2 separate regions of the Mus musculus genome follow, and region 2 is linked to region 1. The links are chromatin loops, found by intact Hi-C in ENCODE. Cell type or tissue: left cerebral cortex. All regions are shown on one strand. Region 1 overlaps Bola3 (bolA-like 3 (E. coli)). Region 2 overlaps Tet3 (tet methylcytosine dioxygenase 3).

Region 1 (2,500 bases):
GGGGACAGAGGTGAAGATCCGAAGGCCGTGCATGCCCTTGATCTCTTCTTTTAGTGCCTGAGGAGAAAGAGACACCATGGTCAGTTCTTGTGACTTTACGTTGGCTGTACAGTATTCTACATGGCTCTGTCTGAAGGATACTTGCACGTATTTTAAGCAATTTTTTCTTCAAAATATTTTTTGCCTACGTCTGTGGTGTGTGTTTGCATATGTATAGGGATGTGTGTATGTGTGTGTGTTTGCATGTGGGGGGGGCTGAGTATGAGTGTGTGCGTGTAGGTGTGTGTAGGTGTGTGTGTGTGTATGTATATGTGTATGTGTGTGTGCGTGTGTGTGTGTGTATAGGCCTGAGTGTGACTGTTCTCCACTTTATATATCAAGGCAGAGGTTGCTCTAACCCTGGAGCTTACCGTTCAGGCCAGTCAACTAGCCAGCCTACTCCAGGGACTGCCTGTTTCTGCCTTCCAGGCGCTCATATTATAGGAGGGCTACCATGGTCACTTAGCACTGACAGACCCTGGGTGTGTCCCCCACATCTGTAACACCAGGATCTAGCTCTGTGGGTTCTGGGCGTCACACTTGCACACGAACGTTTGGCCTCGAAGCCTCTTTGCAGTTCCCCGTTGCAGTTCTGTGTGTGTTTGAGGCAGCGTCTCACTACATCGCCCTGGCTGGCCTGGAACTTGCTATGTAGAACATGGTCCATTCAGAGATCTGCCCTCCTCAACCTCCCCAGTGTCCGGATTAGAGCTCAGCACCCAGCTCCCTTTACGATTGTTTTCATTCAGTAATTCTTAAGTTTGTTGTGCAGCACACCTCAGCCCAGCTGCCAGGGTGAGGCCAGGTGGCAGCTTGAGCTCAGGAGTCCAGTCCAGCAATAAAGGAAGACCCCAAACCAAGACTTAATCAAAATTGAGGCCAAGGCTGGTTCAGCAGTTAACAGCACTTGGTGCTGCAAAACTGGAGTAAACTGACTAGTTGGGTTCTGTAACTCTATTCCTGGGGGGACTCTGACTCCGTCTTCTTGCCCCTGAGTACACCACGCACACAAACATACATGCAGGCAAAACACTCATCCACATAAACTAAGAATGAATCCTCAAACGTAGAGAAATGAATGGGAAGGCCACCTGATGCTGACCTCCTGCCTATGTAGCTGACCTCTGCTTGTGACCTCTGGCCACAGCGAACACATGTGTGCACACACACACACAACATCTGGGCTGTAGGGATAAGACAACACTGAGTACCCCTGGTCCAAAGTCAGCAAGTGAGTAAATAGGTCAGGGTATAGACCCAGATGTTCTGTGGTCCTGGCCACAGCAGGTGTCAGTTGTTCCTATCTGACCCTGCTGTTGTGCTGGGAGCCCATGAGCCATGCTCTGTACTCACAGGGAAGCCTCAACTCTGCAGATAAGAAAAAGCCTGGAAAAGCCTATCACACAACTGGGCGCCTTTCCTCGGCTTGCTGCAGGCCCACGCTGCCCCCTAGTGGCTAGTTTTGTCTTTGCATCTGTGCTAATATGGGCCGCAGGGAGGATACTTGGGGGCTCTGCAGTCCACTGTGCACATTCCCTCCTGCCAGCACCTCCCTCTGATCTCTGGGAAGCCTCCCAAGGCCCCTCAACCCACGTTAATGTCACACGTTACCTGCTACAGCCACAGGAGAATCATGGCATCATGATAGCTAAGGACACTGAGGCTCTGGTTGGGACCTGGGCTTGGTTAAAGTACCCTAAGTCATGGAGGAGCAGTCATGGGGCTTCAGATAAAGTGCTGCATTCAACCCCCAGTGCTTGACAACAAATTTTAAAAGTTCAGGGTTAGCCATGGTGGAGCACGCCTTTAATCCCAGCACTCGGGAGGCAGAGGCAGGAGGATTTCTGAGTTTGAGGCCAGTCTGGTCTACAAAGTGAGTTCCAGGACAGCCAGGGCTATACAGAGAAACCCTGACTCGAAAAAACAACAACAACAACAACCAAAAAAAAAAAAAAAAAAGGTCAGGGTTCTCTTCAGTTACATAGTGAGTTCAAGGCCAGCCTGGGCTATGAAACATTGACTCAGAAAACAAAGTACTATGGGGCAAGGAGATGCAGCTTGAAGGCCAATCATTGATGCAGGCCTTTAATGCCAGCACTTGGGAGGCAGAGGCAGGCTGATCTCCGTGAGTTCAAGGCCACCGGTCTACTACATAGTTCCAGGACAGCTAGGGCTATACAGTGAGACCCTGTCTAAAAAGGATGCATCTTAGATAGACACGTTTGAGCATGGCTGTGCACAGTGTTATCATGGATATTGGGGACACAAAGAAAAAGGCAAGAGGCACTGATGAAGAAATAATAGAGACAAAAAAAAAAGCAAGAGTTCTTGCTAAGCAAGCCTGACAAATCTGAATCTGACCCCCAGAACCTAGGTAAAAAGGGCAGAACTGTAATCCTGGCATTCCTGCAGCAATGTAAGAAGGGAAAACAGGGAAACTGCCTAGAGGTAGCCTGGTGTA
Region 2 (2,500 bases), 83 kb before region 1:
CCCTGCCTCTGGAAATCTCTGGAGAATGGCCCTGGCACTGTTGGTTTGCTTCCAATCTGCAGAAATCCCCGGGGTGCGTTGTCTCGGGGAAGTGGGGGTGAAAGACAGTAAGGGGGAGGGAGAATTGCACTCCTGAGTCTGAAGCTGATAGGGTGTCATTAGTCATGCTGCTGTCACCATGGAGATGGCTGAAGAGAGGAGAGGAGGTGGTGGGGGTGAGGATATTTTGGGTAGGGTGGGGGCTGATGCAACATCATGGCTGGGAAGCCAGCGGGTGTCTGCTGTTATTCTGTGCCACTTGGTGTCTGGGAGACTGGGAAGGCAGTGTTCCCTGGTGTGAGGGAAGCAGAGAAAGGGGCTTTGAGCCATTCCAGGTGGGTTTTTCAGAGGGTGGTGTAGGTTTTGGGGAGAGGAGAATGAAGAGTCTGGGGAGAATCTGATCAAGAATCTATGACTAATCTGCCTAGGTTAGCCAGGTCCCGCTCAGTAGGTTCCTTCTAGTTTGCCCGGGTTTACAGGGCCAGGGGCTCACTCTAAGTTTGGAATTACTCAGCAGTAGCCTCTGGCCCAGGAGGTTGGGGAGGGGAGGAGAGGGGGACTGGGACAGAAAAGAACACCTCAGCTGCCTCTAAAGAGCAAAGGTTGGGATGAGTGTGGTGACAGGTGGGCAGGCCAGGCCTGGTGGGGCTCTGCCTTGCACAGAGGAAGCCCTGAGCCTGGTTGCTTAGGTAGCAGGTGGGCGAGCTGTGAGTGTCCCTGCATGCCCCTAGTCTTTCCTGCCGATCTACCTCCTGCTTCCTGGGAAAGCTGTGGGAAGCACTGAGGGGGTGCTGGAAATGGCACTCTGCCACCTTGCTGTCTGTGTGGTGACACCGGCGGGGTGGGGTTCTGCTTCCTCCTGTGTGTCAGGGGTTCCCGGGCTAACTTACAAGGTGGATATGAAGGCCAGGGTTATTCCCTGGCCTCTTCCCAAGCAAAGCCTTGAAGGTGGTGGATTTTGCTTCTGAAACAGCTTCTTAGGAAGGAAGAGCCCAGTGATGGCTCTCTGGGGGAGCTGGCATGCCTTGGTGAGGCTGGGAGTTGTTGGTAGTCATCTGGGAAGGAACTGTGGGGGACCCCAGGCTAGTAGAAGCATTGGTGATACTGTTTGTGCGTGCGTGCTGAGAGAACTGTGAGCTCATATTGGCTCGCTTACCCTCTTGGGAGCCAGAATCCAGTTTCCCACCTCCGCTTCCTTTGGCCACCCACTGCTGGCTGGGGGAGTTGTAGTCGCCCGCCTGGTATGCTGTTCCAGGTTGTGGGCGCTGGAGATGTTAGGATTATGAGGCAGCCTCTTCTGTCCCTCAACTCTGAAAGACAGACAAAAGGATAGGGACACATGGGCTTAGGGAGACAGGGAAGCCCCCGCCTTCTGTACCTACTTCGTTGTCTGCTTATTCTCTCAAGCTGCCTGGCTGCCCGCCTGCCCTCTGGTGATGGCTCTCCACAGCAAACCTGCTTCTTTCTACTCCACTAGCATTCTCTCTCTTTCTGCCACCTGTTGTGCTACCCTGGGATGTACCCCATACCTTGGCCCTAGTGTTGGGGAAATCCAGAGAAAGCCCTCGCTAGGCTAGGTCTCCCGGCGTGAGCTGTTCTCAGGAGCTTCATTCGTTTTGCCCCCAGCATGGATCTACTTATATTGACTTACCTGCCTGAGAGCCATAGCTTCCTCTCAAGCTTAAGAGGCTTTGTCTTCTCCGCACATTGGATTTTCTCAGCTGGCCTGTTGTGGCAACAGAGTTTTGCCCACTCTATCAGGCCATGGTAAAACAGCTTCTCCTGTGGTCAGGATAAAGGGAGTATGTGTACAAGTGTGTGTGTGTATGTGCAGGTTCCCACAGGATGGGTATGGGAGGGGTAAGCCCCAAGGGTGAATGGTGTCCCACAGCCAGAAGAAATAATGCATGTCTCCTTGTGTGCTAAGTGCTGCCAGGACTATTCTGATGCGTGGGTGTGCACAGTCCTGGCACAGCCACAAAGCTGAGCTTGGTGAATGCAAGTTGTCGGTTTACTGTACATTGTGCTTCATGTCGTTTACCCATGATATATCCCAGGGAATATGCCATAGCATAAGTCCCCTCAGCTGCCTGCACAGAATACAGTGCCCAGTGTGAGAGCTCCCACACTCTGCCTCATGGGAGCATCACTCCACTGGCTAAGGATATCTGGAAACTATTTTGGTACTGGGCCCAGGATCTTTGTCTTCTATCTCTCCTTTTGACCACCCCAAAAATGTCCTGTTGAGAATCTGTTCCTTTTGACTCTGCATACTCTTGGTTGTTCCTTTCCGCCTGTCCTTGAGCTCTTTGGGAGAGCCAAGGAGCCCCTCCTCTCTTCAGTAATTTATAAGCAGCAACAAAGTTGAAGACAGGTGGGCCTATCAGAAAAGAAACCAATCCAGAGGATAGCAGATTTGAGTTGGAGAATGGAGAGTGCTTTCCGTGCTTGGCAGGGGCTG

What was found. Hi-C counts contacts between places; a loop is a spot of excess contacts. Peaks named below come from ENCODE experiments on the same cell type or tissue, not always from the same donor. Only the 100,000 strongest peaks of a DNase experiment are listed, where the experiment ranks them.
Region 2: it touches region 1 in a loop (5-fold over the local background); 1 of 42 quality-filtered maps calls a loop at or near these places.

Annotation. Positions count from the first base shown.
Region 1 is chr6:83,355,704-83,358,203 of GRCm38, reverse strand. It overlaps Bola3 (bolA-like 3 (E. coli)), which reads right to left. Exons shown (of 4, transcript NM_175277.5): 4 at 1-57. Among named protein-coding and RNA genes, the nearest start is that of Bola3, 7.5 kb to the right of the region's middle. In left cerebral cortex, a CTCF peak has its summit at 1,484 (motif pointing left); a DNase peak (open chromatin) is centred at 1,480.
Region 2 is chr6:83,438,270-83,440,769 of GRCm38, reverse strand. All of the region lies in intron 3 of Tet3 (tet methylcytosine dioxygenase 3), which reads left to right. Among named protein-coding and RNA genes, the nearest start is that of B230319C09Rik, 2.2 kb to the left of the region's middle. In left cerebral cortex, a CTCF peak has its summit at 1,353; DNase peaks (open chromatin) are centred at 114, 839, 1,250 and 2,000; H3K4me3 peaks cover 2,500 bases; H3K27ac peaks cover 1,563 bases.